3 separate regions of the Homo sapiens genome follow, and regions 2 and 3 are each linked to region 1. A link is a loop called in an ENCODE intact Hi-C map of the cell type or tissue named here. Cell type or tissue: endothelial cell of umbilical vein. All regions are shown on one strand. Each heading gives the region's core, and the rest is flanking DNA. Links, peaks and the distances in the headings are about the cores only. Region 1 has its middle 34 kb from the start of PLPP4. Region 2 overlaps LINC02930 (long intergenic non-protein coding RNA 2930). Region 3 overlaps LINC02930 (long intergenic non-protein coding RNA 2930).

What was found. A loop is a pair of places that touch in the nucleus more often than their neighbours do. Peaks named below come from ENCODE experiments on the same cell type or tissue, not always from the same donor. Only the 100,000 strongest peaks of a DNase experiment are listed, where the experiment ranks them.
Region 2: it touches region 1 in a loop (5-fold over the local background); 2 of 110 quality-filtered maps call a loop at or near these places.
Region 3: it touches region 1 in a loop (15-fold over the local background); 40 of 110 quality-filtered maps call a loop at or near these places.

Annotation. Positions count from the first base shown.
Region 1 is chr10:120,417,868-120,427,786 of GRCh38, forward strand. No RefSeq gene overlaps it. Among named protein-coding and RNA genes, the nearest start is that of PLPP4, 34 kb to the right of the region's middle. In endothelial cell of umbilical vein, for the core only: a CTCF peak has its summit at 5,641 (motif pointing right); DNase peaks (open chromatin) are centred at 4,774, 5,684 and 6,084; H3K27ac peaks cover 1,941 bases.
Region 2 is chr10:120,636,663-120,646,581 of GRCh38, forward strand. The region is part of intron 2 of LINC02930 (long intergenic non-protein coding RNA 2930); the gene reads left to right. Among named protein-coding and RNA genes, the nearest start is that of LINC02930, 33 kb to the left of the region's middle. RefSeq lists an enhancer at 8,073-8,866. In endothelial cell of umbilical vein, for the core only: no CTCF peak of the experiment used is centred there; a DNase peak (open chromatin) is centred at 5,259; H3K27ac peaks cover 1,874 bases.
Region 3 is chr10:120,731,009-120,740,927 of GRCh38, forward strand. The region is part of intron 2 of LINC02930 (long intergenic non-protein coding RNA 2930); the gene reads left to right. Among named protein-coding and RNA genes, the nearest start is that of WDR11-DT, 120 kb to the right of the region's middle. In endothelial cell of umbilical vein, for the core only: a CTCF peak has its summit at 4,977 (motif pointing left); a DNase peak (open chromatin) is centred at 4,953; H3K27ac peaks cover 974 bases.

The DNA of each region.
Region 1 (9,919 bases), core at 4,135-6,634:
TAGCACTATGTCTTGCAGATCTTAACATGCCATTGTATAATGTCTTGATCAAAATTTTTTAAATTGTTGCAGAATAGTTTACACAATATGGTGGTACCAAAATGCATAATTAATTTCCAAATTAATTAATTCCTCATTAATGCCCAAATCAATTTCCTTATTAATATTTGTTTTTCATTCAATTTTGGGTTATTTCAATAGTTAACTTTTTAATGCAGATATTTACTTACAGAAGTGCAAGTATATTGATGAGATAGACAGTTAAAAGTGAAATTGGTGGGTTAGAAAGTGGATTTATTTTATTTTATTTTATTTTATTTTTATTTTTTGAGATGGAGTCTGGCTCTGTCGCCCAGGCTGGAGTGCAATGGCGTGATCTTGCCTCACTGCAACTTCTGCCTCCTAGGTTCAAGTGATTCTCCTGCCTCAGCCTCCAGAGTAGCTGGGATTACAGGTGCCCACTGCCATACCTGGCTAATTTTTATATTTTTAGTAGAGATGGGGTTTTACCATGTTGGTCAGGCTGGTCTCAAACTCCTGACATCAAGGCATCCTGCCGCCTTAGCCTCCCAAAATGCCTGGATTACAGGCATTAGCCACTGCACCCGGCCCTGAAAGTGAGTATCTTTTAAATTTTTCAAGGTGCTTATAGAAAGCATGGATTCTCCATGTATTCCTGCCTGTTTCTCCACATCATCACCAGGAGATATTCTTTGTAATGTGAGGTCTGATTCTAGTGTTCAATCTGCCTTCCATGTTTCGAATGTCACCAATAAACCATGTGATGAATAACCCTCTTCTCCCACTAACTGTCACGCACCCTCTACATTGTCACTTAAATAGATTATCACTTTCTAGGCAGGTCTTTTCTGATCCCTTGAACTAGGTTTCATCTCTGTAGGCTGCACTGCAGCCTACATTTATTTGCAGTTATGTAGGGATTGAATAATTTTTTAATATTTCTCCTCTACCCTAGACTCTTAGTTTCACTCATTCATTCATTCTCATATTTGTTTTTTCATTCATTTCTTCAAAATACTGACTGACAAATTGAGTGCTGATGTAATGTAGAGGTTGGGAGACGGGACACTAAAAGAAACTTCTTTGGTTCAAAATCTAGCTTCACCCCTTATTAACTGCAAGTTATATTGCTTCTGTCCGCCTCTGTTAGTATTTTCCTCATAGGCTTGGGGTGATTATTAAATTGCAGCATGCACAAAAATCACTCAAAAGGGCAACTGACATACAGTAAGTGCTAAAAAAATTCTATGATGCCTTATTATGTGCCAGGTGCAGAGGATCTGGAGGAAGAATATAAACCAAGAACTTCAAAAAAAAAGTATACCAGCTATAAGAAAAATAAATGCGGTTGAGTGCGGTGGCTCACACCTGTAATCCCAGCACTTTGGGAGGCCGAGGCAGGCCGATCACCTGAGGTCGGGAGTTTGAGACCAGCCTGACTAACATGAAGAAACCCCATCTCTACTAAAAATACAAAATTAGCCGGGCGTGGTGGCGCATGCCTGTAATCCCAGCTACTCGGGAGGCTGAGGCCGGAGAATCGCTTGAACCCGGGAGGCGGAGGTTGCAGTGAGCCGAGATCGTGCAACTGCACTCTAGCCTGGGCAACAAGAGTGAAACTCTGTCTCAAAAAAAATGAAAAAAAAAAAAAAAGAGAAAAGAAAAAAAAAAAAGAAAAATAAATGCAGAGTATGGAGACTCCTTTATAGTGTAGCCAGGGAAGACTTCTCTGTAAAGGTGACCTGTGAGCTGATGCCAGAAGGATAGGGGAGGTGTGAGCTTGCTGAAGAGTTGTGAGAAGAACACTTTAGCTAAGGAAACACCAAGTGCAATTGTCCTAGGGTAAGAGCAAAGCCTATGTGAAGGGAGAATGGGGAGAAAGGGGAGAGATCAGGTCTGGGTCCTCTTCACCATGGTCCCCGGTGCTTAGTACAGGGCATAGCACTGTGTAGGTGCTCAGCAAGTTCTTAGAATAAATGATTGAGAAGTGGATGAAAGAATGAGTGGGGAAAGGAAGGGATGATCTGAATGGTTAAAGGCTTTCTTCTGCTCTCAGGCAGCATCTGTCTATTTTCATTCACTCTAGTCTTCTGGAGAATAAGCTGGTAGGCGTAGAGATGAGTGGACATTTTGATCCAGTGAGGGGTATTGAAGACCCCTCAAATCACATGTGGCACCTATGGTAAGGCTAATTTTTATATTTTTAGTAGAGATGGGGTTTTATCATATTGGCCAGGCTGGTCTTGAACTCCTGACCTCAAGTGATCTGCCCATCTAGGCCTCCCAAAGTGCTGGGATTACAGGGGTGAGCAACTGTGCCTGTCCTAGTTATGCATTTTAAATAATAAAGCGCAGCTTTGTGAAGAACCACAGGTATTGCTGTGTACTAGATTTCATAAAAATGTGTTTTCTTTTTCTTCTCAAATTATGTTGGGGTTTATATATTAAGTCTCAACAAAAGCAAAACAGGATCCTCATGTAGCCCAAGAGCTGAAGCCTACAACATGCATGCTGGAGGCTGCCTTGGTCATGGTTATGGAATGGGGTGGGACAGCGGTGGGCAGGGCAGGGCAGGGCTGTCATCCAATAAAAGAAGGGATCCTTATGGACCATGTGCCCAGAAAAGGTGACAATGGACATTCCAACCACCAAATTTAGTGAAATCATTTGCCCTGAACCAAGCTTAGAAGAGTCAGAGTCCAATCACCAGGCTTTTGCTTGTCACGTCAGGATGGCCAGAGGTTTCCACTCAATGTTATGTGTCCACCCGTGCACGAAGATAAGTGGCCATGTGCCCATAAACACACTCACTTCACAACGTCCTCACAGCCTGACCTCAGGTTCCATGTGATGGCCAAAGACAACAGAATAGGAATATTTAATACCCACAGAAAAAAGGAAGTAAGGTCCAAGTGAGCAGAAACAAGTCCCCAAGGCTGGTGAGATGAGATTAAACAAACATTATTAATATTGGATTAGCATTTTAGCTTTTCCAAACTGTTTTCAACCATGTACTATATTATTTATTATCATGTCCAGCCTCAAAGGAGACAAATAGCTTACTAGTAGCATAAGATCCTAGGTTAACATCCCTGGTTTTTCCTACTAGTCAATGTTGATGTTCTAATCACAAATTACAGTGCATTGGAACAACCAATCTTCAGAGCCACTTTAGTTTTCTAGGTAGTTTTATGGAAAAATTATATAATATATATATTTCTATGTTTCAGTTTATAAGAAAATCCAATTTTATAAAAATATATTCCTTTCTTCATTAGTGTATTCAAAAAATAGTTTTTGAAACAATTGCATGCCAGGGCAAAGATTAAAAAACAACCTGTTTTTGATATTTACAAAGCCTGAGTTAGTGGGCTGAAAATTCAAGAGGCTTTCATTGCTTTCCTGTTCACACTTATCAGCCTTTACAGTCTTTCTACCCTGTGGCTGGCTTTATGGAGAAGTCCTCAAAAGAAAACCCATCCCCTGGGGCTGGATCTGTCTGTGTTTCTCATGAAATCTCTAACACTAGGGTTGTCTTGTTCATGAGACTTTCCAAATTTGATGGTAAGGTTGCCATGGCAACTAGTGTAAATGGACAACTCTCGTGTCATCAGCAGTTGCCTGGAACACGTTTCTGACTTGGGACTGCCTCTGCCTCCCTGCAGCCATTGCCTTAGTAGGGCTTTGCAAGAACTTGGGTCTATACTCTAACCTCAATACAGGTCATATCTGAAGCCCCTGACATATTGCAATTTCAGGACACAGTCCACGTGTGGCTGGTGTCTTCCAGCATCTTTACAACAGCTATTTATCAGCATCACCATAGGATGTGTCAATGGAATGGGAGGCGTGTATGATGGTAGAATTATCATCTTCATGGAGGGGCGAAACAAAAAAGTTTTCTAGACTCATAGGACCCTGAAGAAGCAGAGACGAATATCAGTGAGGCTCATGTTTTCTTAGGCATTACCTTTTATAAGATGGACTGCTCTAATAACACTACAGACAAGTGTTCTTCCCAAAAGGTGGTAGGGAGTGGAGGAAGGGGCATGGACAATCATTCACTTCACAATTATTTATTGAGTACCTGTGATGGGCCACAGTTCTAGATGTTGGAATATAAGGCGCTGGAGTCAGATGGTCTCCAGTTAGTATCTTGCTAACTGTGTGTGAACAAGAATGCTTTTTATAACTTGCTTAGTGCATTTCTGATGGAGGGAGAGAAAAGGTGTCCTAGAGTCTGTCTTGCATGGTGTCTTATACACAGGAGGTGCTCAACAAACATTACCAATGCCAAGGATGACAGTAGGGAACAGCAGATGGAGGTACAAAAAGCAATGGGTTTTAAACCAGGAGGCTTCAGGACCCCAGGCAAGTTACTTTTGCCTCTCCAAACTTGCTTCATTTTATAAAATGGGAATGGTAATGTCTCCCTTGCACGGTTATTGTGAGAATTCAGTAAGATGATGTCCATGAAAGGGGTTAGTGTAGAATGGGGTGTAGGAGGGGAGGGTGGAGGAGCAGCAGGGGCCGGATCATGCAGGCCATGTTGGGCATGCTTGCTATTTTGGACTTTCTCCTAAAAGCACTAGGGAGCTTTTAGGAGCTCCTAGAGGGTTCCAAGTGACAGAGGGAAGGGAGCTTTGTCTTTCTGGAAGTACCCTCTGGCTATAGCCTGGAACTGGGGAGGACAGCCAGCAGGCTTTTGCCGTAATGCAAATGAGTCATGATCATGACCTCTGTAAAGAAAGCGTGGCTGGAAATGGAGAGCGGTGGGCACAGTCAAGCGACTGGAATGTAGGATTTGCAGAAGGCAGTGTCTGCTACTTATGGATGGGAGATGTGGGGCCGGCTCTTCAAATGCCGAGGAGTCAAGAGACACTCTGATTTCTGGCTTATGCGACTAGGTAGGAAATGGTGCCTCCAAACTGAGATGATGAATGACAGGAGGAGGAATGTGTCTGTGGGACAAGACAGCTCAAGAGTTGAGCTTTGGACACAGAGTGTGAGGGGCCTGTGGTCAACCCAAGCAGGGTGTCTAGGCACTCACACCCAGCTAATACCTGAGTGTTTTGGTCAGGGGCACATGTGTGAGTGAGACAGATCTGGACCCACTAGAGTTTCTATTCTAGTGTGGGAGACATGTAGCTAACATGTGGTCAGCAAGTGAATAGGATAAAGAGGTTCTAGTGCTTGACAGGACCTAGTGTGGGTGGGTGGGTGCTGGCATAACTTTATACAGGATGGTCAGGGAAGGCCTCTTTTGGGAGGCAGCATTTAAAATCAGACTGAAGGACGAAAGACCTTGGGCAAGCCACATCATCCTCTGGAGCCTCAGTTTCAACATCTTTAGATGGGGACAACAGTGCTTTTCTTACAGATCAAAGGCTACTGTACATCAAAGCAACTTGAAGCTATATAAATGGGAGGAGTTGTTCTTGGATAACACCTCCTTGGAGGCTTGGAAAGGTTTGGGCTCTGTCCTGGCATCTCTGTTGGCATCCAGAAGGAGAGGGTGTGCTTACTGCCCAGAAGTTTTCTTAGAATCAGGGGTCCTGTCCTCATGCTTAGATTCTTGGCCCCCTAAACTCCTCCAGGACTCAAGGGTAGAGGGAGGGCCTAGACTGCACTGTGCTTTGTGGCCACAAGAGGGCTCACGGCTCATAGACTTTGCATCCAATAAATCTTCCAGGTTGGCTCTTGACAGTTTCATTGAATGGGGCCCCATCCTGCAATGTTGGAGATTGCTATTTAATTATGCACGATCATTGGACAATTATGAGCACTTCTATAATAGCTCAACATTAATTTTAGCATCTTAATTTTATAAATGTTTAAATGTGTTGCTCATGCAGAGCTATTCAAATGCAGATGATTAAATCAAATTACTGCGTTTATAATTTTCTAGAGGTTTTTCCTTGGAAATTAAATCTCATCATTAAAAGTTTCCCTTTGTTGTCACCCTTGGTCAGCCGCTTGGTTCTTAGTCACAGTGCTAATTGTGCTCTCTCCGTAATGTGCACATTCTGCCTTGGTTTCAGCTGCCAGATTCTTTAAGCACTCAGTATGTTCATAGCATCCTGCTTAGTGACTCATTGTCTGACCTTCCAGTGACAAATTGGAAATAAGCAAAAAGATGAACCTGCAACATAGGAGAGCTTTGGGAGCTTGGCAAAGTGGATCACTGCCATAGTGTTTACACCGTGATCTTCAGGTCATCACAAGTGTAGACAAGGAAATTTGGATGCAGGTCCAACCCTCGCTCAGATGAAAAAGAAAGTATTACAGTCTCGGGGACTTCTTCTGTGGATATGAGATCAGCAGACAGGCATGAATTTCCCCTACTCTCCAGCACCTTCCCCTATTACAGTTCCTCCGCGTGTCACTCAAAGAGCAATGTGCTCACAGGGGTCACGAGGCAGAGGTGTTTGCAGCCTGCTGACTCCAGGAGCATTTGGTCATCCTTGTCGACCACTGCTCATCTATCACTTATAATAAGAACCTTGTCATCTGGATGACATTGGACCTCAAGGTTTTGGAGTCTTTCTGAGTGAAGGAGAATTTGTCACAAGGCTGATGACAACTCCCAAGGAAAAAGTCTTTAAAGCTAAAATATCTAATGAGACGGAAGGCATGTTGGTTCCCTTCTCTCTTGGACACCTTTCTAGCTGTTTGTGTACTATGGCATGCAGGCTAGCTGGTCATCAGGATCTCAGCTAAACTTGCACAGGAGCATCTTTGTTCAAGCTGCCATGGATGCTGTGGGTTCTGGAGGAGAAGGGATAGGATAATTAATCTTGTGTTGTGTGACTCTTGATGGCAGAAAGGATTCTGCCAGAGATTCTAGAAGCTCAATGGGACATGGACCCTGGCTCAATCTGATGCCCCACCTGGGGGTGTGGCATACCAATGAGGGTATACTGAGCAGTCACTCAAAGCCATGGTAGCAGAATCAGGGACAGGTCACAGTTAAGTGCACAGGGATAGTGTCCTAACTGAACTGTTTTTTGGGTGTGACCATGATGCAATTTCTGCTGCTTTGATCTCACTTGTTCTTGCCTGCTTTTGCTTTTTAAGTCTGGTTCTTTTTCTTTTCTATCACTGATAGAAATCCATCCAAAAAACTGCTTGTCTACTTAAGGTAGTTAGATCTGGCTTCTCTTCCTTACAACCAAGACTCCTGATGTAGCTCTTGCTATAGCAGCTCATCTTCTTCAGGTCTCAATTTTTTTTCCCCCTTTGTAATTGAGTTTTCTTTTTCTGCACCTGCCTCAAGCCTCAGGGCAGCTCCATCCTCTTTATCTCATGCAAACAATCTCCTGAACCTGAAACCATAACATTTTCTCAACATTTGAGGAACTTTCCTGACTAATTCCTGACTCTTTCTGGATATCTGTTCATCCTCAGGCCTCTGTACCTTTGTAGTATTGTTGGTCTTTCTTCCTACAAGGACATTGCTTAAAAGGGTGGATTTTCAAGTCAGAGTGCCTGGGTTCAACTCCAGGCTCTGCTGTTTGCTTCTGTATGACTTAGGACCCGATTCTTAATTTCTTCATGCCTCAAATTCCTCATCTGAAAAAGGGGCATCATAATAATATGTAGTTCATGAAGTCGTGATAAGGGTTAAATTCATGAAGCTACGTGAAGTGCTGAGGACAATGCTTGACACATAGTGAGTACTCAATAACAATAGCTATTTTTATTAATGCCTTGTTGACTTGTTATGTGGATTAATTAAGATTCCTGGCACATATTAGGTACTCAGTTGTTGTTCATTTTTGTCTCATCTTCTATCAGATGGACTCTTTCTCATCTTTCACATCTTCTCAAGTCACCTCTGTGCCAGGTGTCCTGATCTTACCTGCCTTTGGTTGACTTAGCCCAAAGGAGCAAGTAGGAGTAAGATTAAAGATATGTGATCTGGGGGTAGAATTTCAGGTGAGAGAGAGAAAAAAATCTGCCTATCAACTTGGGCTCCCCTGGGATGATGGCATTTCTATTTGGATAGCCCTCTGATTACATTTTAATGGAGAAAATCAATTAGCAGGTCCTTGTTGTGCTACTATTGTAGGATCAAACCCCAGTCCTCAGAGTGCACCACTTGTTTTCTGGATTTTGTTTGTTTCTTTTATTTCTTCAGGCTTCTTTTTCTTTTTTCTTTTTCCTCTCCTTTGGTTTTAGTAAAGCTTGGATTACAAAACTCCAGCCTGCATGGGGGAACATTAAGGAAACGAGAGTTACACATTTTAAAGGCAGGGCATGGGGGCTGCAAGAGGTGAGGGGCCTTGGAGAGGGGGTGGGGTGGAAGAAGAGCTGAGATCTGCCTAGGAGTGGTCCACCCTTCTTACTCTTCCCTGCCCCTATCCTGCCTGTTCTCCTTGCCACCCCGTTTCCCTCCCCAACTCTTTCTCTTCCTATCTTTCCTTAGTTGAGAAGAATCTGGCTGGAAATACCTAGTGAAAGGACCATTTCTGCATTCTAGGGATCTTCAGAGAGAGGAATGTAGATGTTTCTAGTTAGTAGTAGGCTAGTGGGAGGAAGAGTTTGAGTAGGCAGTCACATATTTTGAACAAGATGGATTCAGTCTACAATCCTTGCCTAGTTACCCTCTGAGCTGCCGAGCTGGAATACCTCTTCCTGTCTTAGAATTCTCATCTGTGACTCACTGACAATCTTTTTCCGTTTTTTGTTTTTTTTTGAGACAGAGTCTTGTTCTGTCACCCAGGCTGGAGTGCAGTGGTGTGATCTCGGCTCACTGCAACTCCACCTCCTGAGTTCAAGTGATTCTACTGCCTCAGCCTCCCAAGTAGCTGGGATTGCAGGTGTGACCCACCAGGCCCAGCTAATTTTTGTATTTTTTTTAGTAGAGATGGAGTTTCATCATATTGGCCAGGCTGGTCTTGAACTCCTGACCCCCAGCGATCCACCCGCCTCAGCCTCCCGAAGTGCTGCGATTACAGGCATGAGCCACCATGCTTGGCCTCCTTTTCCTTTTAAAATACTTCTCATCAAGTGCTGTTGCACCAATAATGATGGTAAGAGTAATGATACCAGTGACAAACATATCTTGAGTGTTTGTCATATACTATGCACTGTTCAGCCTTTGCATGCATTATTAATTTACTGGGTAACACCCTATATATCAGGTCTTATCGTTCCTATTTTGCAGAAAAGGAAACTGAGATTTACAGAGGTTAAATGACTTGCCGAAGGTCACATAAGCAGTAAATTGTAGAGGCAGGATTTGATTCCATATAAGCTCTTAAAAATCTAACTCATGACAAGAAATTTCCATGAAATTTTTACTATGGTTGTGTACTAGGTTTGCCTATTTTTTAAAGACCAGATTTTTTGAACTTGAAGGTCTTTATTCAAACACAGATTGCTGGGCCCTATTTCACAGTTTCTAATTTAGTAGGCCTAGGGTGGCTCAGAGAATATGGATTTCTAAAGAGTTCTTGGGTGATGCCCATCCTACTGGTCCAGAGACCTCAAGTTAAGAACCACCATCCTAGATCCCTATTAACTGCTGATCGTGTGTTGATTGGAAATATTCAACCATAAAGGCTTGGTTAATTTAGACCCAACTTATAGGGATTTTCTAATCACGTGACTAGGGCTAAGACAGTTTGTGCAAAAAAAGATAAGATCTTTCCAACAAAGCATCAGCACACAGGGTTATCAAGAAGAGGTTGAAACTATGAGAAAACAAACTGCCCTCTGACACTTATGGCACAAAAGTGATAATTTATCAGCACATTTTCTCCCTAACAGGTACCATAAATTGTGCTCTGTTGTGGTGTTAAATAACATTGACCCACAAAATAAGAAAGTTACTCACTTTGCAGTTCTCTTTCAGTTCCAATTATGTCAATGAGAAGGCATCAGTTTTGTGCTA
Region 2 (9,919 bases), core at 4,039-6,538, 220 kb after region 1:
CTGCAGACCAGTGATTCTCACTAAGTGTACATCTGAATTACCTGGAGGATTTGTTCAAACACAAACTCTTGGACTCCACAGTTTTTGATTCAATTGACAGGGAGTCAGGTCTGATCATTTGCATTTCTAACAACTCCCCAGGTGATGCTGATGCTGCTGATCTAGGAACCAGATTTTGAGAACACTGAGCTAGCCTGAGACACACATGTCCATAGGTATTGAGATAATTGGTACAATAGTGGTTGTGTTGCTATGTTGGTGGAGGCCAGTTTCTTAATGGGTCATCCCAGAGAAGATGGAATCATTGATTGCTCACAGGTAACTTCTAGGCATGCAACAATGGAGAGAAGTGGTTTTCATGAGGCACATCGAGGCACTGTGGCAAATCAAGGAAGAGGGGTCTGGGGATGGGTAGCAACTTTGGCATCCCTGAGAACCACTTGTTGACTGACCCCATGACCTTAGCTGGTACTTGCCCTGACTCAGGGCAAGAGAGGGATGTTTACACCAGAAAATGCTTGGTCTCCTCATGTTAGGGAATAATTCATTTTGTTTCTTTTTTAAGTGAATGTTTCAAAGACATTTGTGCCATTTGACAGATCTTTCAATAAATAATGACAACACCAAGGTGAAGACACTCATGTTCACACAACCAACACATAACAAGTCATTGTCCAGAGGAGGTGTGAAGAACAAGGGGAAGAGATGGTCCTTGCACTCTGGAGCTCTCATCAGCCTCATTGAGGGGCCTCTAAGGAGCCCTAGGATCCACGACACAAGGAAGCAGCTGAGCCATGCCTCATTTATTCATTTGTTTCTTCATTTCCTCTATAAACAAGCATTGTATTATTATTTTAGGAACATTATTGAGCCCCTGACAGAGGAATTGGGAATAAAAATGAATGAGACTCATTCCTCTTATACTGTAATTCAGATTAAGCTTCTGGGTAAATTTGGTGAGTTTTTAACATGCATCTATGACTATTCCCTCTTGAAACAACACTAAAATGACAGAAAAGGGATATTTTGAAAATATAAACCCTCAAGGACAGGGAGGATGAGAGAGATGAAAATAGCAATAACAATTTGGAAGCTGGGAAGCAGACAGACAAGGGTAAAAACACTAATCTGGATCCTAAACCTGCAATGGAAAGGCTGAAGCCAACTTGCTTTCCAGAATACCCTAAAGGACCTGGAATTACTGCAATGGTATATCTGTAAGTGGACGTTAAGGGAAGGAACTAAAATAAGAACGAGGAAAAAGTGGCATCAGAAGTGATTGGTTCCCAGGTTTCTCCTCTCCCTTCTGGAAGACTAGTTTTCCCTCCCTCTGGAGAGGATAAAACAGGATTTCACGAATGGTTTGGCACAGGAGTGCCATACCCAAAATAGAAAAAATAAGCACTGAATGCTGAATGCCAAGCGTCCAGCCCTCTTCCCCAAGTTGACCTCACAATGCTGGTGATTAGGAACCTGCCTCCCCGCAATCCTCACAACAAAGCAGAAAATGAGGAGAGACCTAAATATCCGTTCATCAGACATTCTACAAATAAAAGATCCCACCAGTTCACAGCTTTGAAGTCTGCAATCAACCAGCTCCACACACATGCTCAGAGGCTCCAGTCCCCCACTTTTAAATATAAACAGACAACTAGGGATGGCCAGGCAGCTGAGGAAATCCTCTAACATGGAAGATGGAATTACAAACAAAACAAACTTTGAAGAAACAAGCTACGAAGGGAAAAGGAAATTTCAGAAAATCTGTACTAGGTATCCTCAGAGATACAAAAGAAGACATTGTAACAGTGAAATAAGAACAAGATGTCATTAGAAGGAATATTCTGTCAACAATAACAGTGCAACAACAAAACCATTAGATATTTAAAACGTAAGAAAAATAAAATGTACTATAACACGTGGAAGATGAAAACCTCAGAAAGTAGAGTGTAAAAAGACAAACAAAAATAAGGAAGAAGGGATAAGACCCCAAGGACCAACCTAGAGGTGCAACATCTCAATAACAGGTCTAGGAAGAGAAAAGGAAGAAAACAGGAGGCAACCATCTTTTTATGAAATTATTCAAGAAAATGTAGCAGAACCTGAAGGGGCCCACTGAGTGCTCAGCACCATGGATGAAAATAGACACTCACTACTGTACATAATGGTAAACATTTCAGAAAAGTAGGAACAAAAAGATCTTACAACTTCCAGAGAGTAAAGGCCGTTCATATGTGAAGGGTCAGGAACCAGAAGGGCTCTAGCCTCTCTAAAGCATCACTCAAAGTTAGAAAGTAATGGAAGGACCTTTAACAATCCCATAGGGAAATGGTCTCCCTAATAGATGCTGTCAGTGTCCACTTGTATTCCCAATACTCCCTGAATCTGTGCACGATGACTTGATGGCTTCCAGGACAAGCATCTATAACTCTGGGCTGAGGACTTTCTTGGGACACTCTGAAGGAAAGTGAATGCCCCAGGAGCAGGAGTAGCCACAGTCTTCAACTGAGGATGGGCTCTCTTGCCCTTCAGGTGAGGCATCTCTGAGGTGTGCTCTATGCAGTCTCCCAGAGTTCCCCAGCAAGACTGAGGCCCAGTTGCCCACAATGGTAACCTGTTCCTTCCTGTCCCTGTCTCAATTCCTCATTCTCCTCTTGATGCTCCCAGGATCACCTCCCAAATACAATAATTACCCTAACTTCCTTGTCTTGGGATCTGTTCCTGAGGAAACCCAAATTAAAACACCTGCTGAACTATCAAGTGTCAGGTTAGAACAAAGACATATCCAAACATGCAAAGTTTCGAAGTTTACATTCCAGACACCCTTTCTGGGAAAATATCAGAGAATGTGCTATACAAAAATGGGGCCATAAATCATGGCTATAGGAAGAAGTATCCACTGCAGGACAGAGGTGAGGGGATTCATGAAAATGATGGTAAAAGGAGACGCCAGGGCGACAGCTGGGTACTGGGTGCACAGGGCCACTGGTCCAGCCTGGAGCACAGCTGAAGGTTCTGGGAAAGAGCTTCCTCAGGAAGATGAACTTGAAAGAGTACCAAATGCATCTAAACTTTTTGTGAGGATATTCAGACAATTGTTTATGAGTTTGATCTTAGATTACTAATAAGAACATAGTGTACTATGCAAATTTTTAAAAAGCAACTCCAGGGAATAAACAACTTAGTTATGTTACGATGTCATAATATTGTAAACGCTGAATATTGATCCAATTAAAATAACAATATGGCTCTACTGGGAGAATGGGAAGTAGAAGGACGCACATGGGCAGGGACTAAAGTCCTATCTTCCCTAGTGTAAAATCAATTAAAAATGCCTTAAACTGGTTGGGCACGGTGGCTCATGCCTGTAATCCCAGCACTTTGGGAGGCTGAGGTAGGGCAGATCACCTGAGGTCGGGAGTTTGAGACCAGCCTGACCAACATGGAGAAACCCCGTCTCTACAAAAAATACAAAATTAGTTGGATGTGGTGGCTCATGCCTGTAATCCCAGCTACTCGGGAGGCTGAGGCAGGAGAATCGCTTGAACCCGGGAGGCGGACGTTGCGGTGAGCCGAGATCGCACCATTGCACTCCAGCCTGGGCAACAAGAGCAAAACTCCATCTCAAAAATTCCTTAAACTGAAAAAAAAGAGGTTAATTCAAATCTGCTATATAAAGACATGAAGATGAAAATGAAAACACTGAGCAGAAGGGGGTCAACGTGGCTTGCCCAGATGAACAAGAAATAGTAGAAAAACAGGGATGAAAGGCTTTCTACAACAAATCTTGAACAGTTTGGCTCTTTACACTGTGCGTTTGCCTCCATGCAAACAACCCAAACCTACAATACAATACAGAAGAGAACCTCAGCTGAAGAACCAGCTTTCAGGAAGCTCTGCTTCCAGAGTCTGACTTACATGCTATTTTCTTGTGCCTGCCCCGTGTGAGGGACATTGAAAGTGTAAAGCTCATCTTGGGTTTTCTGGTTGGTTTCTCCAGTTAGATTCTAAGCTCCTTGAACTCAGGGACCCAGGGACTTGGCCAATGCAGCTCCATGTGCCGAGTGCCCACAGTCCCAGGGCCTGGCACACAAGGGGTGCTGCACTGATGTTCATTGAATGCAGTAAAGGAAAGAAGGGAAGATGTCCAACTAGAGAGCCGCACAGGCAGCGGTGATGCAGGGAGCAAGGGCTCAGATCAACCTGAGGGCAGTCTGGTGGTTTTGCAGGAGGACTGGGTGAACTGGTAAGGTGGGGAGGGGCACACCCAGGCAGGTAGAGTAGCTGTGTAAGTGTGAAAAGGCGCTGTGTGCAAGCGTGTGTATGTGTGTGTGTGTGAGCACATGCGTATGCTTAGAGAGTGGAGTAGTCTGAAATGAGACTGTGCTTGTGAGCTGAGGTCAACAGAGACTCTTTGGCCACTCCGTGGGTCTTAGAGGCCAGTTGGCCTCTTCACGCCTAAAGGGATTCCTTAAGCTGATTCCTCATCAGAATCACCAGGGGAGCCTTTTTAACATAGTCTCGAGCCTCAGTCTGAGAGATCATGAGCCGTAGGTCTGTGACTGGATCCAGGAAACTGTATTTGTCAGAAGACTCCCCAGACCTGCGCAGACGAGCCAGCCTTTGGGACAGGCTTGGAAAGAGGGGAAGGTGATGAGGGAGGGAGTGCGCAAGGGCCAAATCTGGGCTTTCGAGTCCAGAGTCACATTGGACTGTTCCTGAAATCCAAAGTGAATGCATTTTAACCTATTTGAATAAGAACAGAATAAATAATGCCTTTGTGTTGATTTGAAAACAAATACTGCAAAAGAGTTACTCTGTGAGCCTTTTATTGCCAAATCCATGGACTTATTGCTGAAATGAAGTGCATTAAATATGAAAAGTTAAGATCGATTTCCAGATGGCCTACTTTCATTACTAGAATTTAATAGGTTCTCTAATTTTCTTTCTTCTGTTTATTAGTAACAGTGAAGTAAGTCCTAAGGTGAGCTAATGTATTTCACACCTAATATGTGACATTGGTACCATTCAAAATATACAATTTTAATGAGGGAGAATGCTTTAAAAATACTCCAAGGAAATGCCATTCCCTAATATGCATAGTGTGATTCCTGTCATGATGTTCATTTATTTCAGTCTTATCTTACTTCAGAATCAACCGATATCCACTGAGTTCTTCCTGTCTGCAAGGCCTGGGTTGGGGAACAGGAAGCTGAACTGCTGTAGGGAATATAAGAAAACATGAGCCATGAGCCCTGTTCAAAAGAAATTTACCAGCTGGCTGAGGAGATAAGACTAAAACACATGAAAAAATTAATAAGGACTTCAGGCTATGATCAAGTGAGAGGTATAAGCAACACAAGCTATAGGAATTCAGATGGGGGGCAGGGAGAGCTATGGGCTCAACTGGTCAGGGAAAGCTTCATGGAGAAGGTGTGATCTGGGCTGGGCTTGAAGGCTGGGTGAGATTTTACTAGACAGAGTTGAGAAGAGACACTCCTGGGGCAGGGGGTAGGAGAGAACCTAAGTCCTGATGGGGGAGGATGTAAGCCACATTCAAGAAGAAGGCTAGATAGAGGTAAAGTCCTTATCTTTGAATTATTCAAGGTGAAACTGTATAAAATGATTAGGGGGTGAACTTGGGAGACCCTGGATGCCAAGATTAAGACCAGTAGGCAGTAGGGAGTGGTTGATGATTTTTGATTTGGTTAGAGAAGAGGCAGATGAACATAGAATTTTGGGAATGCTAATTTGGAGAAGTGTTCAATGAATTAGAAAAGCAATGAGACCAGTTATGAGGCTGATGTAACAGGTAAGTCCAAGGGAATGAGATTCTGAATTAGACCATGGGATTGGCATTGGTTTTTTGTTTCTTTTTTTAAAGGAAGGTAGCCGGAAACGTTGCAATGAACAACTAAGCAGGCTCTATAGCAAGCTATGGTTGGCAGAAGGAAGAGGTTTTGCATGGGAGCCATTGGAGGAGTGATGGTGTTGCTGGTAAAAATAGGAAGGTCTGGTGGGGATGCTGGTCTAAAGAGAAAGAAGACTTCTGTTGTGAGCATGTTGGTGTAAGCAGGCAGCAGAGGAAAATGAAAACAGGCAACTGGAGATGGAATTTTATTTTGGAGAAGATTTGCAACTAGTTATCCCCATGGAGACAAGCTGAAGTTGAAGAGTGAAGAAGATTCATTCATTTATTCATTCACATATTATTTAGCAAATATCTATTGTGCGCCAGCCACTTCCAAAAGTGCTGGGGATCCTGCAAAGCAGATGAATCTCTTGTGGAGCTTGTATTTTGCTGTGGGAAGCTGACCATAGGCAATTTTACAAAGGTTTTGCTACGATTCAAGTATCTGTCCCCTCCAAAACTCATGTGGATGTTTAATCCTCAATGTGACAGTATTGAGAGATGGGGCCTTTAAGAGGTGATTGGGTCATGAAGATTTTGCCCTCATGAATGGATTAGTCCATTTGTGGATTCATGCATGGATCAATGGGTTAATGGATTAATGTGTTATTATGGAAAAGGGACTGTTGGTTTTATAAGAAAAGGAAGAGAGATCAGAGCTAGCAGGCTCAGCCCCTTCATTCTGTGATGCCCTGCACCAATTCAGGACTCTACAGGCAGACCCCACTAGCAAGAAGCTTCTCGCCTCGTGCAGCCCCTTGACCTTGGACTTCTCAGCCTCCATAACAGTATGAAATAAGTTCTTTTTCTTTATAAATTGCCCAGTTTGAGGCATTCTGTTTTTAAGCAGCAGAAAATGGACTAAGAGGACTGGAGGAAGAAAACTGCAAGAGTGAGTGAGCAAGCAAAGGAGCTTCTTTCTTTAGGGTGTGGGAAAAGAAAGCAGAAGCATGATGCAAGCCAGAATGATTCTGAACTTTAAAACAGAGAAGAGGAATCAAGAGCAATCTAAACTGTTGCCTGCCCGGGACCTCTCTGGGGCCCTGCCTGGTTGTCCAATGTACTTTTAGGCACAGACCATGTAGTTTCAGAGGCAGCTGCCAGCCCACTTATTTTGAGGCAGTTCCAACCTTAGATTGTGAATTAACCAAGGAATCTGCATGACAGCTCTCCATGCACGCCTCCTCAAAGGAGCTGGAAAATAAAATCACTGAAGGGCAAGCAGTCGATGTTACCCTCGTGCATTTAAGGGAACCAGTTGGAAAAATAAATCAGTTAGTGGTGTTCTCACATTAATTCCCCATGGGGTCCAGTGATTTCTTTAGAATGCCTGTGGATGCTTCACGATGAGAGCCAAGCTCATGTTCCCATTAGCTAAATGAGGCCTCTCATTACATAGTTCCTGTTGGAGGGGGAATGAGTGATGTTGATGTGACTGATACATATGCATTGGCTGATCAATAATAATGGCAGTGAGCTGAGGTCCTTGTATGAATTTTGCATGAACTCATAACAATGTGAGGAATCAGTGATGGATTGCAACTCTCCCCTTAGTTGGCCAACCCTTACCAAGCTCATTGGGCACACTGTGTAGCAGAAGAGAAGGGATTCTTGGGGGCTTCCAGAGTTTCCCTCTCTGCAGCCTGTGTGTCAGTTCTTCCCCCTACATCTCTCATATGGTACGTGGCCCACAGTAATACAATGATTACTTTCCTGGCTTCCCTCCTGGTATTGGAGTTCTTGAGGACAGAGACTGTTTTTATCAAACTCTATGTCCTCAGTACTTAGTACAGTACATAGCACAGAGCACAGGTGTTCACCGAATGTCTGTGGCATGTGGAGCTCATCTGGATGTCCCTCATGAAGGGGAGGGGTGTGGAGCAGCTATAGGTACTGTTAAGTGGTCAAACCCACCAAAGGAATCCTGGAGAATAAAGAACCAGTTCTTCTTTTTAAATTCAAGAATTACATTCCAGCCCACCTGGAGGAATAGGTGAAAGAGAATGTGCACACATGTCTAGGAAAATCTCAAATGCTCTGCAGACCTGAGATAACTCAGCCTGCAAAGTCCTGTCTGGAAAGGAGTAGAAAGACCAGTGAGTGAATAGGTTCAGCCATGCATGGAATAGGTTCAGCCTGCTGGGCATAGCAGGACCAAGCACCACATACAATGCAGTGACACCAGGGATGGTGCAGGAGACTGCAGGATCCTCTAACTGCCCTCTTGTTTGATACTCTAACTCCCTTCCCTAACACAAAAATAGCCTTGCATGAACTGTGTGCTTCCCCCACCCTCAACAGGCTCCTGAGTTGCAGGAGATTAATGAGGATGGTGAGAAGTAAAAACAATGGAGACCTTGTGGATAGAAGGCAGCAGCTCATTCTTGGCACCAGCTAGAGAAAAGCAAGAGGACAGTAGGGGAGAGCCCTGGGGACTGGGGGAAGGCCCGCCTAGGGAGTGATAGCAGGACTGCTTAGGTTACCAAGGAGATTTCACAGGTTGAGGTATAGAATCATGTTTTTTATTTTCTGTATTTTGTGTTGCTTTAACATCTTGGGGCCTTGCAGACCTGAGGAGGGACTGCCCCTCCCAGGGTTAGCTAATTCCTAGAGATAACAAATGACTTACCTGTGAGCACATCTTTGTTATGAAAATCAACCAATCTAGAGCTCAAACCCCCAACCAGCTCCTTTATCTAACTCACACACAAAGCTGATATTCCCATGGCCCTAAATCACCCTAGAGCCTGGTACTGGATAACTAGAGACCACCCCTATATCCCTGAGCCTGCCAACATTATTCAAATTGGACAAACCTGAGTTGTTTACCCCACCTTGGTTTTCCACGGAAACCACAATAAAAGCCATGCTTATACCATTTTGTTCCTTCTGCCTCCAGACACACCCTGGTGCCTCCCTACATGGCCTGTATGGTACGGGATGCCCCTGTTTCTAGGGATCCGTGAGAATAAAAACTTTTTTCACAATTGTCATTTCCATGTCTGCATATCTTACTATACCTGATTAAGGATTTGTACATTTTAAAGCATGTGGCAAAACACAAAGTTTCCTGTTAGGGATTTAGCAGAAAAGAAAAAGAATCACATGCTCTTTCTCCCAAAGTATCTTCCACTTTGTGTCTTGGGCTCAGTAAAGATGCAGGCCAATTTACTGTGCCTTCTGTATTCACTTTGAGGCACCCCAGATTTTCTCATTAAGTAATATATTGACATATTCAGAGTATTGTATGTAACGAAGCCGATATGTGGATGCTAAAGGTTTTAGAAATTATTTTTAATGGTTGATAGTTAAAAACGAAACAATGGATTCCTGTGTAACGATATGATGCATAGTTTGGATTATTTGCTTCTAAGTTAAAAAAAAAATTAAATAATATGAAAGAAGGAATGGGTTAGGAGCTTCTATACTTCTATACACTGGAAGGAGGGCATTGAAGGACAGTGGAACAAACAGCCTTCAGAGGGACAAAGGGCATAGCTCAAGGGTCTGGGAGTAGGAATCCAGGGGTGGTCTTTTGAGGGTCTGTTCATCAGAATGACTCAGCCCCAACTGCTGTCCTCCTTGTGGGGTTTTGCCCCAAAGTCAGGACAGAGCTGGTGGCTTGGCTTAGGTTGGATGTCCCTCTCTTTGCCCATGGAAGAGGCCATTGTGGTTGACAGTTCCCTGGGCCCATGTCAGGAAGCCGTCCTCCCAATGGAGAGCCCGGAGGAAGTGTGAGGGTGTGTGTTGCAAGGCGGGGGAGCTATGGTCCTATTGCCCTGGGTGCAAAACCTAGATCTGCACTGGGTGGCTATGGGTATGTGGTTTTTGTCTTCCTGTGAGATGAAAATGCTAGCCATCCCACAGGGTAACAATAGGATATATAGTTTGTAATCTTTGCTTATATGTAAGAGAAACCAATTTAAATAAATTAACATGAAAGAAGAAATGGGCTAGGAGTTCCTAGCCCATGGCCACCCTGAGGGTTAGTGTGAAAATTACGTGAAGACC
Region 3 (9,919 bases), core at 3,892-6,391, 310 kb after region 1:
GTCTCGATCTCCTGACATGTTCTTTCTTCTATACTTTGTTGCTTCTGAAAATATTGTGCTTGGGTATTTGTTTTTTACCCTGTAGTTTTAACAAGCCCCACTCGAAAGCACTCTAAAACCCTGGCATGCACTGTGTTTGCAGTCCCTGTTGTACTGTTTCAAAGTAACCCATTCTATTGTGTGCTGAGATTTACTCTATGATAACTCTAACTCATACAAACTAGTAGCTGGGATATTACCTCCAAGGGCCACTGGTCGCCAAAGACTTATGTACTCTGTCCTTGATCAAGCTGAGAGTTTGATATTGAGTTCCAGTGAGAAAGAAGCTACCCTTTCTTTATCTGTAGCTCAGGACACTTCCAAATTGTCTTGCTCATCTCTGTACCTTTCCTCTGCAGCTTCTTCAAAAGGATAAATTAAATTCCTGCAAGAACATCTTTAAATAAACTATACTTGTATTGGCACCCTTGCATTTATGTAGAAATTAAAGGAAGACATATTTTTATTACAAAAATAACTTCTTAATAATAGCTGGGTATGAACTAATTGCTTTCAAGGCTTTGCACATGGTGGCAGGAATTATTACATTAAATGTACACTGTGGCTTTTGGCTTGGGCATACTTGGATGAGGGCTCAGCCACCAGGAGATCCCCACAGTTCTCATCTTTCCAGATAGATGAACTTGATGCCTCCTTTGCATTGAGTATGAGAATGGTATAGGCCCTCCCCCAATAAACTGGTAGGATTTGCATTTAGCAATATTTAACAATAAAAACTATGTTTACTGAGCTTTGCTGTGCCAAGCACTGGGCTAGGTGCTTTCTATGTAATAATGCACGGACTCTGATGCAAAACTACCTTAATTTGAATCCTTCCCCATCTACTGACTAGATATTTAACCATATTGAGTTGCTTAACTTTGTTATGCCTCAGTTTCTGCATCTGTAAAATGAGAATAAGGAGAGTACCTACTTTAGGTGTTACGGAAGTGAATGAGTTCTTAATGTCCAGTACTAAGAACAGTATAGGTATGCAATCAGAACAGAAGAAAGGGTAGTTATTGTTGTTATAATAATGATAAGGAGGAGGATGCTGAACTCTAACCAACTGAGAGTTAAAAAGTATATTTTCTTTTATTGACTTTATTCTTTAACCCCAACTTCAGGAAACTGAAGGCTTGGACAATATTTCCATGACTCATTCAAAGTCAGATGTCAAACAGCTAGTAAATGGCTGAGCTTGGAGAGGAACAGGTTTCTTTGTCTATGACTAACACGTTAATTGATTAAATCATCCAATCCACTGGCCAAACTAGTCAAACAGCCAGCAGGTTTATGATATAGAGGTGAGGGGAATGAGCTTGATGGTGTTATAGGATGGACAGTGGCTTTGGAATCAGAAAATCTTGTCCTGAATCAGCCTTCACTAACTCAAGTCAGTTGACTTCTCCAAGTTTCTATTATTTCATCTATAAAATGATTCCCAATCTAACCCATTCAAGATGGGTGTTCAGAGAAGCAAAGAAATATCATATTTGAGAGAATTTTGTAAATCAAACTGCCATAAATTGTGCCATTTATTAATGTTTGATATTTTACAAAATGATTTTTACTTGTTTTACACAGTTGTTAATTAAAATGACCAAATCACTTGGTTATTGCTTGTAATATATGTGGAATCCAACAGTTTTTTTAACCTACAAGTACATGAATCAGCCTTGAAAACAAGCACGATGATTAATATTGAGTGTCAACTTGATTGGATTGAAGGATGCAAAGTATTTGTTCCTGGGTGTGTCTGTGAGGGTGCTGACAAAGGAGATTAACATTTGAGTCAGTGGACTGGGAGAGGCAGACCCACCCCCAAGCTGAGTGGGCACCATCTAATCAGCTGCCAGCGTGGCTAAAATAAAGTAGGCAGAAGAAAGTGGAAGGAGAGAGATTTGCCGTGTCTTCTGCCCTTCATCTTTCCTCCATGTTGGATACTCTTAAGTTCTTCAGCTTTTGGATTCTTGGACTTACACCAGTGATTTGCTAGGGGCTCTCGGGCTTTCAGCCAGACTGAAGGCTGCACCATCAGCTTCCCTATGTTAGAGGTTTTGAGACTCAGTCTGGATTCCTTGCTCCTCAGCTTGCAGATGCCCTATTGTGGGATCTCACCTTGTGATCATGTGAGTCAACTCTCCTAATAAACTACCCTTTATATATATATGTGTGTGTGTGTGTGTGTGTATGTGTGTATATATATATATATATATTCTATTACTTCCCTTCATATATATAAATATATATAAAAATATATATAAATATATATAAATATGTATAAATATATATAAATATATATAAATATATATAAATATATATAAATATATATAAGTATATATAAATATATATATAAATATATATAAATATATATAAATATATAAATATATATAAATATATAAATATATAAATATATATAAATATATATACCAATATATAAATATATAAATATATATAAATATATATAAATATATAAATATATAAAAATATATATAAATTATACATATATAAATATAAAAATATATAAATATATATATAAATATATATAAATATATATAAATATATAAATATATATATAAATATATATAAATATATAAAAATATATAAATATATATAAATATATATAAATATATATAAATATATATAAATATATAAATATATATAAATATATATAAATATATAAATATATATAAATATATATAAATATATAAATATATATAAATATATATAAATATATAAATATATATAAATATATATAAATATATAAATATATATAAATATAAATATATAAATATATATATAAATATATATAAATATATAAATATATATATAAATATATATAAATATATAAATATATATATAAATATATATAAATATATAAATATATATATAAATATATATAAATATATAAATATATATATAAATATATATAAATATATAAATATATATATAAATATATAAATATATATATAAATATATATAAATATATAAATATATATAAAAATATATATAAATATATAAATATGTATATAAATATATATAAATATATATATATATAATATACTACTACTCTCCTTCAGATAGATAGATAAATAGATAGATAGATAGATATCCTATTAGTTCTGTTCTGTCCCCTTAGAGAACCCTGACCAATACAACGTTGGGAAATGTCCTAACTCATAAAAATGGAGACCCTTTCTCTCTTTCTCCCAGGAAATGTACAGTTTACATTCATGCTTTGATTCATACTTTGATTGATTCATTCATCCATTCATTCATTCATTCACTTTTCTTTTTTCTATGTGCCAGGCATTATGATGGGTAATAGAATGAATAACGTACAATCCTTGCCCTTAGTAGGTTAAGCAGCCTCATAAACACATCATTATAATCCATTGCGTTAAACGTAGTGCTAGGTAATTGATCTGGGAAGGAAATTCATAGAAGACTTCCCGGAAGAAGTGACATCTAAATTGAGTCTTGAAGAAAAAAAATAAGTTATTAGCAGCTAAATACATGGATCTCCTTTGTGACCCTCCAAGGGCAGATGGCAAGACTTGGTGGTGATGGATGGACTTCACTGTGAATTTCAGGTCTGAAATGACTGAAGAAACTTGATGACTTGGCTGAGAATGTCCTTCAATAATCTGCTATATGCATAGGGCTTCTCTATTGGGTGTCTTTGGGCAGATGTTTGCAAACCTGGCTTATTTAATGTATGAAGTTTCTACAATGGACCGTGTTTGCCTTAAAAAAGGAAATGATTCTTTACTCTTCTCAAATGGTCATAAAGAAGCAACTCATGTTTATGTAATGCAGCTCAGTGCTGAGGCTGAAGATAAGAGTGAATTTCGATGGAGCTCTTCCAAGCACTAAAACAAAATGAAGGAAATAAGATACGATTAGACCAGAATTCATGGAAGTGAGTCAAATATACATCTCCACCTACAAAGAAATAGTCTCATTATCGCTTTAAAAGATTTTTATGTGGGAACATCATGTGCGTATTGTTTCATAATTACTCTTTAACATGCAGTAAAAATAATTTTGCATGCACCAGTTTGAGTGTTTATTGGCTTCCCTAAAAGCAAAGGCCTTGAGGTACTAATTGGGACAGAGGCGGGAGGAGAACAGGGTCAGAGAAGAGACCCAAGGAATGTCAAAATCAGTCATTTGCTCCTAAGTGGTAGGAAACAGAGACATTTTTGGTTCCAAGTTGCTTGTTTGGGCCTAGTTAGAAAAGTTGGTTAAACTCTGGGCATTTGCAGGTTGAGAGCTATTTGTTTATGTGAACTAGAAAAAAGTATCTTTCAGGACCAAAGGTATTGGGATGGGTTCAGTGGAGAGGGTGGATGTACTTTGGGCTCAGAGCTTAATATTGATCCTATAGATCAGGGGTCCCCAACACCAGGCCAAGGACCCATACCAGTCCGTGGCCTGCTAGGGACCTGGCCACACAGCAGAAGGTCAGCAGTAGGCCAGTGAGCATTACTGCCTGAGCTCTGCCTCCTGTCAATCAGCAGCAGCATTAGATTCTCCTAAGAGCGGGAACCCTATTGTGAACTGCACATGCTAGGGATCTAAGTTGCACGCTTCTTATGATAATCTAATGCCTGATGATCGGAGGTGGAACAGTTTCATCCCAAAAGCATTCCCCGTCATCCATGGAAAAATTATCTTCCATGAAACTGATCCCAAAGCGTTTTGGGACCACTGCAGATGCCTGGGGATACCTGACATCCGATTGCATAACAAACTTCATCCTCTGAATATTCATAACCATGAGTAGTGTTTGCATTATAGTAAGTGGTGTGTGGACAAATACTACAACCATTATAAATAAACTGTGGTAGTAATTGTAGTAATAATACCTGCTTTGAATTAAGGAGGTGTGCCATTTGCCTGGTATTTTAGATGTGCCATCTAGTGGTCAGAAGGAGCATTTTCAGATTATTAAAGTCGCTCTAGTACTCAGAGACACTTGCAATATTCTGAGTACTGATTATTTCACGGTAAGTATCCACTATGTTTCTTCCTCCAGGGAAATAATTCATCATTTTTGGTAATGTAAGTCTGAAGCTTTTTTGAAATCCTTTCGTCTGTGTAAAGCTAGTTTCCATCTCATCCTCTTCTATAAAATAAGATACTCTCTATTTGCTAAAGACAATTTAAACTGGGTCTCAGGGGAGGAGCCAGAACATACCAACAGGTGTGGGCAAAAGGACAGGTGTGGGCAAAGGGACAGAAAAGGTGGCTTGGCCAGATTGTGACACTTGTCGTTGTCACAGCTAAAATGTTTGAGGTTTGGCATTTAGGGGACACTGGAATGTCAGCAGTAAAGTGATGGGTCAGGGCTGAGATGCAAAAAGGTAGCTTGGTGTCGAGCAATGTGAGGCCAGAGGCAGGACACCTGGATGATGGGTGTGACGGTGGCCCAGCCAAGACACAGACATGGCCTGAATCAGACACAGAGTTGGTGATGGGGAGGGCTGGGGGATGCAGCAACATGACCCGTGGGAAGTGGGACATGGCTACAGGCAGTCTGCAGGCCAGTCTGGCACCACTGCATCCTGACACCCGGCACATGGCAGGTGTGGAGCAGCCAGGAGGGAGAGCCCCTGAGCCCCTGCCTGATCAGCTCCTCCCTCCCTCCTTTCCTCCCTACCTCCCTCCCTTCCTTCCTCCCTCCCTTCCTTTCTTCCTCCCTTCCTTCCTTCCTTTCTTTCTTTCATTCCTTCCTTCTTTCTTTCTTTTTTTTTTGGAGTCTCACCCTGTTGCCCAGGCTGGAGTGCAGTGGTGCAATCTCAGCTCACTGCAACCTCTACCTCCCAGGTCGTGATTCTCCTGTCTCAGCCTCCCGAGAAGCTGGGAGTACAGGTGCCCACCACCATGCCCAGATAATTTTTTTTGTATTTTTAGTAGAGACAGGGTTTCACCATGTTGGCCATACTGGTCTCGAACTCCTGACCTCAAATGATCCACCAGCCTCAGCCTCCCAAAGTGCTGGGATTACAGGTGTGAGCCACCATGCCTGGCTAGCTCTGTTTTCTTAATGAGAAAAGGATCTGCCCAGGAGGAGTGGAGTGGCACACCGTCAGGGGCTTGGAGACAGAAAGGAAGGGAATAAGAAGAAAATCAAAAGTATCTCAAATTGTACTGAAGCACTGCTTGGGCTAAAAACCACCAGCGATGTGGGCATCTATTCAGCAAGGTTGTGCCATTCTCCCTGTGCCAGAGCAGAGGGACAGGATAAAGTTTGTGCAAGGCCAGAGAGGGAGAAGACAATACTGTCATGTCCATCAGCCCTGTCCTTGGATCATCAACTGTTAACTGCAGTCTAGCTCCGTGAGGCTTGGTAGCTTTGTGGTTAAGACCCATCCCACCTCTGCTGCCCGTGGGGCCATCCTTAACCTCTCTCAGCCTCAGTTTCCTCACCTGAGAAGCAGGGATCAGAACATAACCTATCCCCCATGCAATGTAGTTGCAATTCGGTGGGGTAGTTCATACAAAGTGCCTGGCCACGAGCCTAGCGCATTGCTGGTGCTAAGTTGATGGTAGCTATTACTTTCTGCAGAAATGAGTATTTCTGTGCACACTTCATATATGGCCTACAAAGAACTCACTGCATCATTCCAGAATTTAGCTGTTGCCCTGCCACTTGAATCTTTGAGACTAAGAACTAATGGATGATGGTTCTAGTTCTGCCACTTCTCCCACCTTTTTTGGGTTTTTGACTCACACACACACACAATGAGAAGGAGAACTCTCCCACTCTGAATATTTAGGCATGCCACATTTCGTTTTATTTATTCACTATTCTCGGTAGCCGGATATTTTTGCACTGAGGCCATCTATAAAATCAAAAAAATGAAATCCAATCTTGGCTAACTTTGTAGTTAATTAACACATTTCTTTAGGCTCTTTATGAAGGAAAAAAGAAACAAATAACTTTTCACTTCTTTCTGCATGTGCCTGTATGGATGAGTAGAAGGAATTACTGTAATTAATGCTGGATTTTAAAATACCAGTATGGGGAGATAGCTAGCATCTTCCAAATAAGGAGATGAGTCAGAGCCTCAGAGATGCTATGGTGTTTAGATAAATGTGAGTTATTAGGTAACCAGGAAAAATACATTACAGAAGGCAACACATAGGGCAATGAAGCTGCAAGCCAGCACGTAAATTGCGAGCCACAGTCCTGAGTGCTCTGGTGGATAGCAGGTTTGTAACTCTATACAAAACCTATGTTTTCCTACCTAAGAAAGGGCAGAGGGTTTTGTCCAGTAAGATCTCTACCCTTCAGGACTTCCAGGTACTGTTTGATTTCCATTTTTCTGACTCAAGGTGGTCTTCCCGGGGGCCATGCTTTGGGAAAAGCTTGTATCTCTAAATTCACTTGATCTCCTCTTGCTGATTCCTGTAGCATCCTGGAGAAGTAAGAGTTGAAGAACTTCCTAGACTTCACAGAGCTCTGGTCTGGGGGCCTCTCTCCATTTGTTTTGTTGTTAAGGCCAATTTTAAGAACAATCAAACAGAAGGTTCTGGAGAGGGGAAAAAACAAATTGAAAAGGTACAAGCTAAAGAACTTAATACAAGAGAAAGTGAAGGATGTGGGGGAAGGACTAGAAATAAATCCTAGGAAAGCTACAATTCATCAGGTTTGAAGTAAGTGCATTTTCTAGTGGCTCATGGATCACTGGCTCATGAAAGAAGAAACAAAGAGAGATGTAAAACCTGGAGACTGACCCAGCAAACTCATTAGCCATCAAGCTGCCTATAGCCTTGCCTGCAGGAGGAATGGGAGCAGGACGAGGGCTCTGAGTCAGACAGGGAATGAAGCTACACCTTAGTCGGGAGGCTCCGATCCAGTGATGACCAACCCTTATTCCATTATCACCTCCCTATGGAGTCTCTTAAGACATTGTTTATCTAACCACCCCTCCTTGTGATACCACAGATACACCATAGAGCTCTCTATGTGCTGTGGCCTTTTAGAGGGCCACAAACTATTGTAATCTCTAAGATTTTCACCCCCAAGAAACAATTTTTATCCCCTGGGGGAGTGATGTTGCCCCTAGGTACTTACTGTATGCCTGGCCCTGGTGTGTATTATTTCATGTAATCCACTATTCCCATTTGACATATAAAACTTAGAAGGGTTGAATAACTTGTTCTAGGACAAAGAGGATTTCAACCCAGGGAGTCAATGTCAGCTCTGCCCTCTTAACAACTATGCTTCTGTTCAAGATCACAACCCGCCCTGCTCGTAACCACCATACTGTCCTGCTCCTTATTTGGAGAGGTTGGACAGTCTCAACTGGGATGCAGAAATAACATCCCTGTAGGCAGGACTCATGGGATCATGACAGGTGCCAAAGGGGTCCCCTCATATAAGCACCTTCCACTGAGGTAAAAGCAATGAGTGTGAAAACAGATTTAAAATCTAGTGCCTTGTTAAAAAGTCCTGTTTTAGACCATTACAAGACAGAAATCTCTGACTCCATTTTCCTCTCTCTAGAGTTCTGTATTACAAACTGCCCAGCATGGAAGCACATTTCTAATCTAAATGATCTCTACAGATTTTACCAAGGTGAGGAGCCCAATGTGGATCCTTTCATCCTAATGCAGTCTTCTGTGAACCATTCCTGATAGTTACCCATACTCTGCCTGAACATTTTCCATGTCATTCCGTCTTTCCTCATGGAAAGACACCTCCCTTCACCTCTTTTTATTTTAATCAGGCAGGGTATAACCTACATGAAGTAAGTTATACCATTCTTTTTGTTTGTTTTGTTTGTTTGTTTGTTTGTTTGTTTTGAGACAGAGTCTCGCTCTGTAGCCCAGGCTGGAGTGCAGTGGTGCAATCTTGGCTCACTGCAACCTCTGCCTGCTGGGTTCAAGCAATTCTCCTGCCTTAGCCTCCCAAGTAGCTGGGATTACAGGCACCTCCCACCATGCCTGGCTAACTTTTTGTATTTTTCGTAGAGACAGGGTTTGTTGGCCAGGCTGGTTTCAAATTCCTGACCTCAAGTGATCCGCCCGCCTCAGCCTCCCAAAGTGCTAGGATTACAGATGTGAGCCATCGTGCTTTCTTAAGTGTACAACTCAATGACTTTTAGCATGTGCATGATTCCGTGAACTGATGTTTGTCATCATATACATTCACTTCTCGTAGGCCTATACTTAGGAATGGGATAGCTGAGTAATAAGTAATGTTTAGCTTTAGTGTCAAACGTCAAACAATTTTCTACAGTGATCAGACCAAATTACACTCCCGTCAGCAATGTGTGCAAATGTTCCAGTTGGTCCACATCCTTGTCAGCATCTGATATTGTCTTTGTAAGCTTAACCATTCTGGTGGGTGTGTAGTTCTATCTGGTTGAGATTTTAATTTATTTTTCCTATTAAGTAATGCTATTGAGCATGTTTATATGCTTTTTAGCCATCTGATATCTTCTTTCATGAGATACTTGTGAAAGTCTTTGGCCCATTTTTAAATTTGGTGTTTTGTCCTTTTTTTATGATTCCTAGGAACTTTTATATACACTAAAAAATTTCCTATTAGCTAGGAAATATTATTTAAGGCCATACATGGTGGCTCATGCCTGTAATCCCAGAACTTTGGGAGGCTGAGATAGGAGGATAGCTTGATGCTGAGAATTTGAGATCAACCTGGGAAACATAGAACCAACTTTACAAAAAAATTTTTTAGAGAAAGAAGTATTATTTAAAATTGAAAGCTGCTATCATGTCTTGCTCCCTCTGCCCCAATTTGGAAATCAGATCATGTTTGTAAAGGCAAACCATCATGTTCAGGGGTGGAATGTGCCTCTTGCTGCCAGATACTAAATTATCTTGTTGGACTATAAATGAGAAG